Regions from separate parts of the Homo sapiens genome. Here region 1 is linked to region 2. A link is a loop called in an ENCODE intact Hi-C map of the cell type or tissue named here. Cell type or tissue: CD14-positive monocyte. All regions are shown on one strand. Each heading gives the region's core, and the rest is flanking DNA. Links, peaks and the distances in the headings are about the cores only. Region 1 overlaps AMMECR1 (AMMECR nuclear protein 1). Region 2 holds the start of LOC124905230.

Evidence for each region. Peaks named below come from ENCODE experiments on the same cell type or tissue, not always from the same donor. Only the 100,000 strongest peaks of a DNase experiment are listed, where the experiment ranks them.
Region 1: it touches region 2 in a loop (3-fold over the local background); 1 of 110 quality-filtered maps calls a loop at or near these places.

The regions. Positions count from the first base shown.
Region 1 is chrX:110,272,034-110,277,406 of GRCh38, reverse strand. The region is part of intron 1 of AMMECR1 (AMMECR nuclear protein 1); the gene reads left to right. Among named protein-coding and RNA genes, the nearest start is that of AMMECR1, 43 kb to the left of the region's middle. In CD14-positive monocyte, for the core only: no CTCF peak of the experiment used is centred there; no DNase peak of the experiment used is centred there.
Region 2 is chrX:110,173,078-110,178,450 of GRCh38, reverse strand. TMEM164 (transmembrane protein 164) reads right to left here. Exons shown (of 7, transcript NM_032227.4): 7 at 663-5,206. The coding sequence ends at 5,000. It overlaps LOC124905230, which reads right to left and starts at 2,678. Exons shown (of 2, transcript XM_047442708.1): 1 at 2,634-2,678; 2 at 663-2,535. The coding sequence starts at 2,678. The coding sequence ends at 2,053. In CD14-positive monocyte, for the core only: no CTCF peak of the experiment used is centred there; no DNase peak of the experiment used is centred there; H3K27ac peaks cover 1,345 bases.

The DNA.
Region 1 (5,373 bases), core at 113-5,112, 99 kb before region 2:
ATGACATGTGTGATGTTCCCCACCCTGTGTCCAAGTATTCTCATTGTTCAGTGCCCACCTGTGAGTGAGAACATGCGGTGTTTGGTTTTCTGTCCTTGCGATAGTTGCTCAGAATGATGTTCCTGAACCATTTTTCTGCTGGCACTAATCTTATTTGTGATAGGTTTTCCCACATTTAATATGTAAAACCTACCACAGAGTTTGAACCTTAATGTGACTTAGGGTTAAAGGGCTTTGAGACTTCTACTTTTGTCCATGAAGGAGTAACTGGTGCAAGACTTGCTCCTTTCCACCTTACATCTCCCATAAACAACTAGAAACCAGACAAAATACATGAAACAACTGTTTTTAGACATCGGGCAACAGACAGCACAGGACTGTGGTCACTGAGAGAAAGGGAACAAACGAAGTGAGCTCTACCATCACCCTGACTTTTTGTCAGCAGGCAGTTTCTAGACCACAGCATTGTGAGGGGGAACCCAAGCAGAACTGCAATCTTGCTGAATTGGTGAGACAGAGATAGGAACTCAGGGAGGCCTAGGTGGCAGAAATTTATGGAGCAGAGTACTGGAGGAGGAAAGCTACTCAGAGACATAGCTCCAGAAATCTGCATAGATGTTCCCCTTATCTCTGGCTGAATATGAATCTGTGCATGTATCAAGGGCAACACTGTGAGGCTGGGCAGAAAACAACTGCTCAGGAGCTATAAGCTGAAAACTTACCAGAGCTCATACAGACCTGAGAGATATATGAGTTCCTACAGCAAGAGTTGTGAGCCCTTGTTGAACACCCAGGGCATTCCAGAGAGACTCCAGAAGGGTCATACTTTAGTAGTAAAGGCTACATTAAAGTAAAGGACTTTAAATAATTATCCACAAATAATTTAACTGCATGACAAAATGAACTTCAACAGTCTTTGAAGAGAGGACAGCAAATTCCAAACACTCAACAATATAATGATTATAATATCTGGCATACAAAAAATTACTAGACATTTCAAGAGGGAATACAATGTGACCCATAACCAGAAGGAAGCCAATCCGTAGAAACAGAACCAGAAATGATGGTTATAGAATTAGCAGACAAGGACTTTAAAACAGCTATTAAAATGTGTTGAAGGATTGAAAGGAAAACATGAATATAGTGAGTAAAGAAGTGAAAGACATATAAAGAACCAAATGGAACTTCTGGAGCTGAAAAGTATACTATAAAAAATGAAAAATTCATTGAAGAAATAAATAGCAAATTAGATGCTGCAGAGGAAAATATCAATGAATTTGTATCCATAACAATAGAAATTATCCAATCTGAAACAGAATAGAAAAAATGGAAGGAAAAAAGCCTCAGTGAACTGTGAGACAATATCAAGCAGATTAACCTACTTGCAACTGGAGTCCCATAAGGAAAGGAGAGAGAGAAATAGGCAGAAAAAAAATTGAAGAAATAATGGCTAGAAATTTTCCAAATATGATGAAAATGTAAATCCATAAATCTAAGAAGCTCAATGTATCCAAAACAGAAAAACCACACTAAAGCAATTATAATTTTTTAATTATTTATTTATTTATTTATTTTTGAGACGGAGTTTCACTCTTGTTGCCCAGGCTGGAATGCAATGGCACCATGTCAGCTCACCACAACCTCCGCACCCTGGGTTCAAGCGATTCTCCTGCCTCAGCCTCCTGAGTAGCTGAGATTACAGGCATGCGTCACCACACCCAGCTAATTTTATATTTTTAGTAGAGATGGGGTTTCTCCATGTTGGTCAGGCTGGTCTCGAACTCCCGGCCTCAGGTGATTCATCCACCTCAGCCTCCCAAAGTGCTAGGATTACAGGCGTGAGCCACCATGCCTGGCCTAAAGCAATTATAATTAAATTGTTGAAAACTAGTGGTAGAGCATTTTGAAAGCCACTAGGAAAAAAAGGACACATTACAGAGGAACAAAGAGAAGAACCATATACTTCTCATCAGAAACAATGGAAGCTTCCAGAAGACAATGGAATGACGTCTTTAAAGTGCTGAAAAAAAAATACTGCCAATCTCAAATTTGATACCAATGAAAACACCCTTTAAAAATGAAGACCAAAAGAAATGAAGGTGAAATATATATTTTTTTCAGACAAAAATGAAAAGAATTATCACTGGCAAACCTTAACTACAAGAAATTTAAAGGCAGCTGTCCAGGCTGAAGGAAGATGATAACAGATGGAAACTTGGATCTCTACAAAGTAATGAAGAGTGCCAGATAAATGTGGCAAGTGTAGGGTAAATATAAAAGACATTTTCCCCCTCATTAAAAAATTTCTTTAAAAGTTAAGTTATTATTTAAAGGAAAATTAATAATCTATTATAGGATTATATGGTATATAGAAGTTAAAGGTATAACAGTAGCCTCAAAGGATGGGAGGAGTTAAATGGACGTATACGTTAAGGTCTTTACATTGCTTTTGTAGTGATATAATATTAGCTGAAAGTAGGTTGCAATAAGATAAAGATGCATCGATACAACCTAGAAAAATTACTAAAAAGGGCATAACTAATAAGCTAATAATGGTGATAAAATTAAATACTAAAGTATACTCATTTAATCTTACAGTAAAAGAGAAGTGGAGAACAAATGGGAAATATAGAAAACAAATATTGGATGTAAAGATGGTAGACTTAAACCCAACTCTGTCAGCAGTTATATTAAATGTAAATAGTCTAACCACTCCAGTTAAAAGGCTGCATAAAAAATGCAAGACCTAACCATATACTGTGTATAAGAAACCCACTTTAAGGATAAAGACACAGGTATGTTAAAAGCAAAAAGACAGAAAAAGATATACAAACATTCATAAGAATGCTAGAGTTATTATGCCAATAAGAGATGAATTGGACTTCAGGACAGGCAGTGTTACGAGGAATGAGGGCCATGTCATAATGATAAAGTGGTTAACTCAAGAAGACAAAATACTAAATGTGTATGTACCTAACAGATCCTCAAAATACATGAAAGAAAAAAAATACACATAAAAGGATAAGTAGACAAAACTACAATTAGAGTTGGATATTTCAACATTATTAATTCAGTAATTGATAGAACAAGTAGACAAAAATCAGTGAGGAGATAGAAAACATGATCAATACTACCAACCAACTGGACCTAACTGACACTTATAAAACATTGGACCTAACATTACCAGAATACATTTTCTTTTCAAATTCACAAAAGATCTCTATAAGGAGACCTACAAAACACTGATGAAAAATCATAGATGACATTAACAAATGGAAAAACATCCCATGCTAATGGACTAGAAGAATCAATATTGTTAAAATGACCATGCTGCCCAAAGCAATCTACAGATTCCACACAATCACTATCAAACTACCAATGTCATTTTTCATGGAATTAGAAAAAACAATCCTAAATTTCACATGGAACAAAAAAAGACCATGAATAGCCAAAGCAATCCTAAAGCAAAAAGACCAAGTTGAGAGTCATCACACCGCCTGACTTCAAATTACACTATAAGGCTATAGTAACTGAAACTAAAACAGCATGATACTGGTACAAAAATAGACAAACAGATCAGTGGAACACAATAGTGAACTGGATATAAAACCACATACCTACAACCAACTGATCTTCAACAAAGTAGAGAAGAGTAAACACTGGGGAAAGGAGTCCCTATTCAATAAATGGTGCTAGGAAAATTGGCTAGCTATGTGCAGAAGAATGAAACTGGACCCCTATCTCCCACCATATACAAAACTTAAGATGGATTAAAGACTTACATGTAAGACCTGAAACTATAATAATCCTAGAGGAAAACTTAGGAAAAACTCTTCTGGACATTTTTCTAGGTAAAGAATTTATGATGAAAACTCTAAAAGCAAATGCAACAAAAACAGACAAATGAAACTTAAAAGCTTCTGCACAGCAAAAGAAATAATCAACAGAGTAAACAGAGAACCTACAGAACAGGAGAAAACATTTGCAAATTATGCTTCTGACAAAGGACTAACATCCAGTATCTACAAGGAAGTCAAACAACAAGAGGGGAAAAACCCCATTAAAAGCTGGGCAAAGGACATGAACAGAAATTTCTCAAAAGAAGACATACAAGCAGCCAGCAAGCACGTGAAAAAACATTCAACATCGCGAATCTTCATGCAAATTAAAACCACACTGGGGTACCATCTCACACCAGTCAGAATGGCTACTATTAAAAAGTCAAAAAACAACAGATGTTGGTGTGGATGTGGAGAAAAGGGAACGCTTATACATTGTTGGAGGGTATGTAAATTAGTTCAACTTTTATGGAAAACAGGATGGCCATTTCTCTAAGAACTAAAAATAGAACTACTGTTTGACCCACCAATCCCACTACTGGGTATCTACCAAAAGGAAAAGAAATCATTACATTAAAAAGACACCTGTACTCATGTGTTCATCGCAGCACTATTCACAATAGCAAAGTCATGGAACCAATGTAAGTGTCCATCAACAATTGACTAAATAAAGAATATGTGGTGTGTCATGCACCATGAAATACAATGCAGCCATTAAAAAAAGAATGGAATTGTGTCCTTTGCAACAACATGGATAGAGCTGGAGGTCATTGTCCTAAGTAAATTAAGAAACAGCCAAATACCATATATTCTCACTTGTAAATGGGAGCTAAACAGTGAGTACACATGGACATAAAGATGGAAAGAATAATAGACACTGGAGACTCCAAAAGTGGGAAGGGTGAGAGGGGAGTGAGAGTTGAAAAATTACCTATCCAGTTCAATGTTCACTATTTGGTTAATGGGTACACTAGAAACCAAGTCCCCACCAGTACACAGTATACCCATGTAACAACAAGCACATGTAAACCCTAAACCTAAAAGAAAATAAAGACAAATAAAAAACGCTTAACTGTTTTCATTGTTTTGTTTGAAGTGTTACGAATTCCCTGACCATCCTGCATACACAGTCAAATGGAAATACCAAAACAAAGTTCCATACAAGTTTTTAATGGCATAAAAAATAGGAGTTGACTGTATCAATTAATATTCATTCTAAAATTTCTGGACCTAGTTCTTCTGTTATTCTTAGTTTTGCTTAACATTTAGCTTAGGAATCGGAAGACTTCAATAGAAGCTCTTTTTTGCCTGATTTGTTTTATATTAAAATAATTAATTATTATTATTTTTTTGAGATGGAGTCTTGCTCTGCTGCCCAGGCTGGAGTGCAGTGGCCCGATCTTGGCTCACTGCAAGCTCTGCCTTCTGGGTTCACGCCATTCTCCTGCCTCAGCCTCCCGAGTAGCTGGGACTACAGGCGCCCACCACTACGCCCTGCTAATTTTTTTGTATTTTTAGTAGAGACGGGGTTTCA
Region 2 (5,373 bases), core at 327-5,326:
CTCTCCTCACCTCCTCCCCACCAGCCTCTTTCCGTCCTTCCCCTTCGCCATATCTGGCCCCCTTTCTTCCTGTGCCTTTCAGTTCTGCTACCCCTCCCTATCTGGCTACCTCTCCTCTCCAGAAACAGCAGCCCAGGTGAAAGCCTGAACAGGGCCTCTGTCCTGTGTAAAAAGGGCCAATCACAGTCATCATGGGCTGCTCAGCAGGTAGCCTTGGAAAAGCAGGTCTGCTTCCAAAGGGTAAGGCTATCTTGTTCATGGTCCGACCCATGCTGGGTGCAGGCCTGTGCTGAGAAGTGCTGGTGCAGAGCTGGCCCTCAGGAAATCTAGGTTGAGTGGGCCTGAATGTGTTTGCCTTCTCCAGCTCAGTCCTCCAGCCTAGCCCAATGCACTTTGGGTACCAGAGAGCCCAGCAAACGTGCCCGGCAGACAAGCCCTCTGCTAAGAGCAAATGGCCTGCTGGGTCCCTGGCAGAAGTAGGCAATGTGTGGGAATTCAAGGGCAACCAGCCACGCAGCTCCCAGGACAAAAGTGTGCTGAGAAAGCCCAGCTGTCCTTTGAGGGTCTTCCACAGTACGGAGGGCCAGAGGCCCCTTTTGTCTATTTTTCAAAGCAGAGGGCCTTCTGAGAGGGTTCTGGGAAGCAAGGCCAGGACTCCTGGGTTCTCATAAATCTTTTAATAACAGTAAATGAAGAAACATTATAACAGTAAGCCCCATGGTGAGGGTTCCTTTTCATTCAAGGATCTTCAACAACAGAAACACCTGAGACTAAAATTCAGAATGCTAAGTACACAAATTAATGACCATTTATTTCCAAAGGCGACTGCAGATACCATTTCGGTACAATCAAAAGGTTTTACAAGACAGAGAAAACACATTACAAAATGCCCCAAGAGGTGAGCAAACTGGTGGGGGCACAGAGCACGCAAGAACCAGCCTGACAAAAATCCTAAGCCTGCTGCTGTTTAGGGAGAGTACAAAGACTGGTTCTAAGGGAAGCCACTGTGTGGGGGTTCAGGGGAGACAGTGACGGGTCTGCCCAGTGCATAGCAATCCCAGCTGGGAACTGAGGAAGGACAGGGGTAGGGGAAGAGGGGCAGAGGCATTTGCTAAGCTCCTGACAGAAACCATTACAGATCAGCCTATCACATTCTCTTCACTACAATAACACCAATATAAATGAAAGATTCTTTAAAATAGAACACAAAATGGACACCAAAAGAAAGCAAGAGTTTTCAAAACAACAGCTTTGTTTGAAATGACTTTTGTTTTGTTTTATTTTTCATGGGGCTTTGTCTGTTTCTTGCCATGAGTAGCAAACCAGTGTACAAAAATGTCACAGACGAGAGCAACAAGCGACTAGGTTTTCCTGAGCCCAAATCAGCTCACTCTATATACACAAAAGGAGGGCTGCCTCCCTGTCACTGACTCTACCCGCCACAAAGCGGGCAGGATGGGCAGTGGGGGGAGCTCCTTCCCAGCCTGGGGCCTTGCCAAGGAGCCCACAAGGGCCTGCAGGAGACCCTCCATAATCAGCGTCAGTGTCTTGTCTAACAGCATCACACATGGTCCTTTTTTCCTCCTCCCCTACCTCCCCTTCAGTAGAAACCAGTAAGAAAATCCTCTTCAGGAGGGGACAGAGGACTCTGGGTCAACATCTACAAATCCAAGGAAGTCTTTTTGGCAGAGGGAAAAATGGCCCTTCTGCCACTCCCTGAGCCACCTAGCTTACCCCCAGGGCACTGCCCTGCCCCAATACCAGTGCACAGAGACCTGCTGACAACTTGCTCTCTGTGGGGAGCTGTGCCCACTTCATAGGACACTGAATTACCAATGATCACAAATATAAAAACCTCAACAGAGGCTACAGCAAAAGGGGTGATCTGACAGCTAGACTGAGGTACTGTACGGTAAAGTTCGCCGATCACCCTGGTTAGCCCGGCGACCCTGCAAGCAGCTTCTATGAATGCGATGAAGTTTGAGGAGAGAGAGAGAAAGAGATTGCTGACTTGGGGAGACTGAGTCTGTGGCTTCAGAACCCTGCATGCCTTCACAGGCTGACAGAGGAACATGTTACTGTTGTGCCTCTGGGAGGAAGATGGGCCAGATCATCTTTGGTGTACAAAACCAAATACTGAGGGCAGGGAGGACCAGAAGCAGGCGTGACTGGGTCTCTGCTATTTGGAGTGGATGCCACAAGTTGGCCAGCTCCACAGACTGTTCTTGGCCCACATCCCTGGCCAAGGCTACCTAGGGGCTGGAGGGAGTACTCTTTTCCCTTCCTAAGGCCATTTGAAAGGAAACTGCCCTCTTCTACAAACACCCTCACACACGCGCAGAGCTCCCACACGCTGGCAAATGGCACACGGAAACCTGGCTGGGGAACTGGCTTGGCACTGACAGGAAAGCCCTGAGGAGGAGCTGGGAAGACAGCCCCACTGGCCACTGGGTGTGCAAGCTCCAGCTTCTCCCTCACTCCTGTACCAAAGCTGGGGCAGTAGAGGGCCGGCACAGGGCAGATATGAGGGCTACCCTATAAGGTGGGCTACCCTGTAAGGCAGGCTGCCAAGAGTCTGGTTGGGTTGCTTCTCTCCACGTTGGCTTGGCCCAAGATAAGAGTGAGATCTGGACCAGTTCAGATGCCTTATGCTCCCCAATGCCCCAAATACAGGCCATGGCTCCTTGTGAAGCCTATAGACTGGGCCCCCTCTATTCTTTTGACCTACATGTTTCTGAGCCAATCTGGCCCCCAAAAGCCCTGCATGCCCCCTTTACTTCTTCCTTCCTCTGACAGGTGGATCTGTCTCTGGCTTGGCCATGCCAGGCATGTGGCTTTTGCTTTCTTCTCTCCTTCCAAGCACCAGAAAGTGCCCTCCAGAATGGGGTACTAAGCTGTAGACAGAGCAAAGGCAAGCTTGTGGAGGATGTCAACATGGGGAAGGCTCGAGCAACCAGGCAACCTGTGCCATGCCACAGAAACGAGGAGGAGGAGAAGGCCTACACAGTCACACCCCTATGACATTCCGGAGCTAGTCTTCAGCTGAGGCACAGATCCTCTGCTGGCAGCAACTCCAAGTTCTGGTGGAGGACAGACCAGGCCCCCAGGGGCTCCTCCCACAATCCCCTTCCAACTTCTCCTTTTGTAAAGAGGCCAAGGGGCACTGAGGCCTTGTGTATTTCCTCATCAGCTATTCCTACATGTAGCAGTTTGACGGTGGGCAGGGCCAATCCAGCCATTCAAGGAGCACCTTCCCTGGAGGGCCACCCTAAGGTGAGAGGCACTAAGAAAAGTTTGGCCCTGCCTTCAAAGAGGGCCAAAAACAAAGCTTACGCATCAAAAGGAGCTCAGGAGAGTAAGAGCACTTGGTGCCCTCCCCTCCTGCTCCCCAAGCCCTGGGGATTGATAGCCTCAATGCCCGCAGGCCTCTGCAGAAGGACGGTCCCTCCCAGGGTTGCTTCCTATAGGTCCACTTGCTAAAATTATGACCACTGAGGCACCGAAGCTCAGTGTAGGTCAAACACGGTCAAACTGGAAATACTGGAACTGGTCTAGGTCAACTGTGTTGCCTAGAGTGGGACAGGGGAAGGGAGGCTCATCAGACAAAATCACCAAATGAGCTTTTCTGTTCTTAAGCAAATCTGTTCCTAGTGGGAGTCAATGTGGAGTCAGCAATGCCCAGCCACTTCCTGCCTGCTTGAGGTCCGTGCATAACTGAGCTGAAGTCCTTCAACAAAAGCTCCTCCTTGTGGAGCACCTGAACCTCCACCCATGAGGACTTAATTCTTTGGCAGCCCCCTTTCAACCTAGACATGGGATTTGGGGGTAGACAGGATGAGGAGGACGTGATGTCCCCCACATTAAACAATTCAGCACTGAGTGTGGATACACTGAAGAAATCTGGCCCTAGGGAAACAACACTGGCCCTGTAAAACCAAGAAACAGATCTACAGAATCTTCCAGAAATGGGCCCTGATGCGAGGATTCTCCAAACTCAAAAACCAACCAACCAGCCAATTCCAGCTCATTCTTCCCTGAAGCTGCCTGAGAGAGGGAAAGAGGGAGGGAGGGGGGAGGGGGAGGGGTGGGGGGAGAGGGAAAGGGAGAGGGAACACATTTAAGGGGCACTCAAGATTAAAATGGTATCTATTATCAACATTTTCCTAAAACAGAGTGTATGATTCAAATCACAGTTTTCTGTGCTCACTTCTGATTGGGATATGCATCAGTTCTCAACTCTCACAGGCAGAACTTACACAGGGTCTGGCCTAGTACTGTATATATCTTGACCCTCTTCACTTTGGATTTGTCATTGCAATAGATCTCCAACCCTCTCAATGGAATCTAGCCCTTGGGCTGGGTGGTGCTCTCACCTCCCACCCCAGGCAGCATCCTGGAGGGAGTGGCTGGTTGGCTGTTTACTTTGAGTCATGGGACACCAGTGACCAGAATCTGGCTGGTTCTGTCTTGACCACGAGCTGTGAAATCCCTCGGCTCTGGGCTTGCCGCTGGTATAGAAACAAGGCCTCAGTCCCCCGTGGTAAGGGCTGTGCTGGAGACTAAATGGGACGCCAGCATAAGCCTGGAGGTCCCTGGCAGTGGAGAAATGAAACACAACCCAATCTCATTGCTTCGATGCCAAAAGAACTACTACTTGTTGTTCCCTTTCTCCTCAACCAGCTGTTGTTAAAGCACCGACAAGCAGAGTGAAAGAGCCGCTCACTGCAATCTCCCCATGTAAGGCCACTAGGAGCAGAGAGAGAGCCAAAGGGAAGGAGGAAAATCCAGCGCCCAGCACTACACCCCAGGCTCAAGGAGACATCGTAGGGGGAAGAGCTGGGAAAGGAAGAGTGGTAGAAGAAAGGGACAGAAAGGAGGAAAAAGAAATACACCAAACATCCTACTGCCCTCTCCCATGATTTTATCAAGAACTGGGTGTTCTCCAAGTCAAGTCACGACTTGCTTCCTCAGGGAGGAAAAAAAAAAAAAATAAGCACCTTCAGTCTATTTTCTTGGCTGGAAGCCGGAGCAAATCCAGCAGATATTTACACAAGGGCCCAGCCATGTATGAGAACAGGATGACCAGCTTCCCGTGGGTCATGGTCATGAGAGTCTGGTGTCCCGAGGCCCAGATGCGATACCAGGGGCCGTAGAATGGGTCTGAGATGGCCGGACACAGCATGTTGTTCAAATTCACTTCGGTGACCTGCAGGGACAAGGGAGGTAGAGTGAGCGTTCACCATCCTTAGGCTTTCTCTGGCTTCTGCCAGTTCAGCCATCTCTACCTAATGGGGGACTAGACAAGGAGGGATTGACCAATCCCCACCTGTTTATAAAGGGATTTCTTCTCTCCCCTCGGTTTTCTGAGTGAGT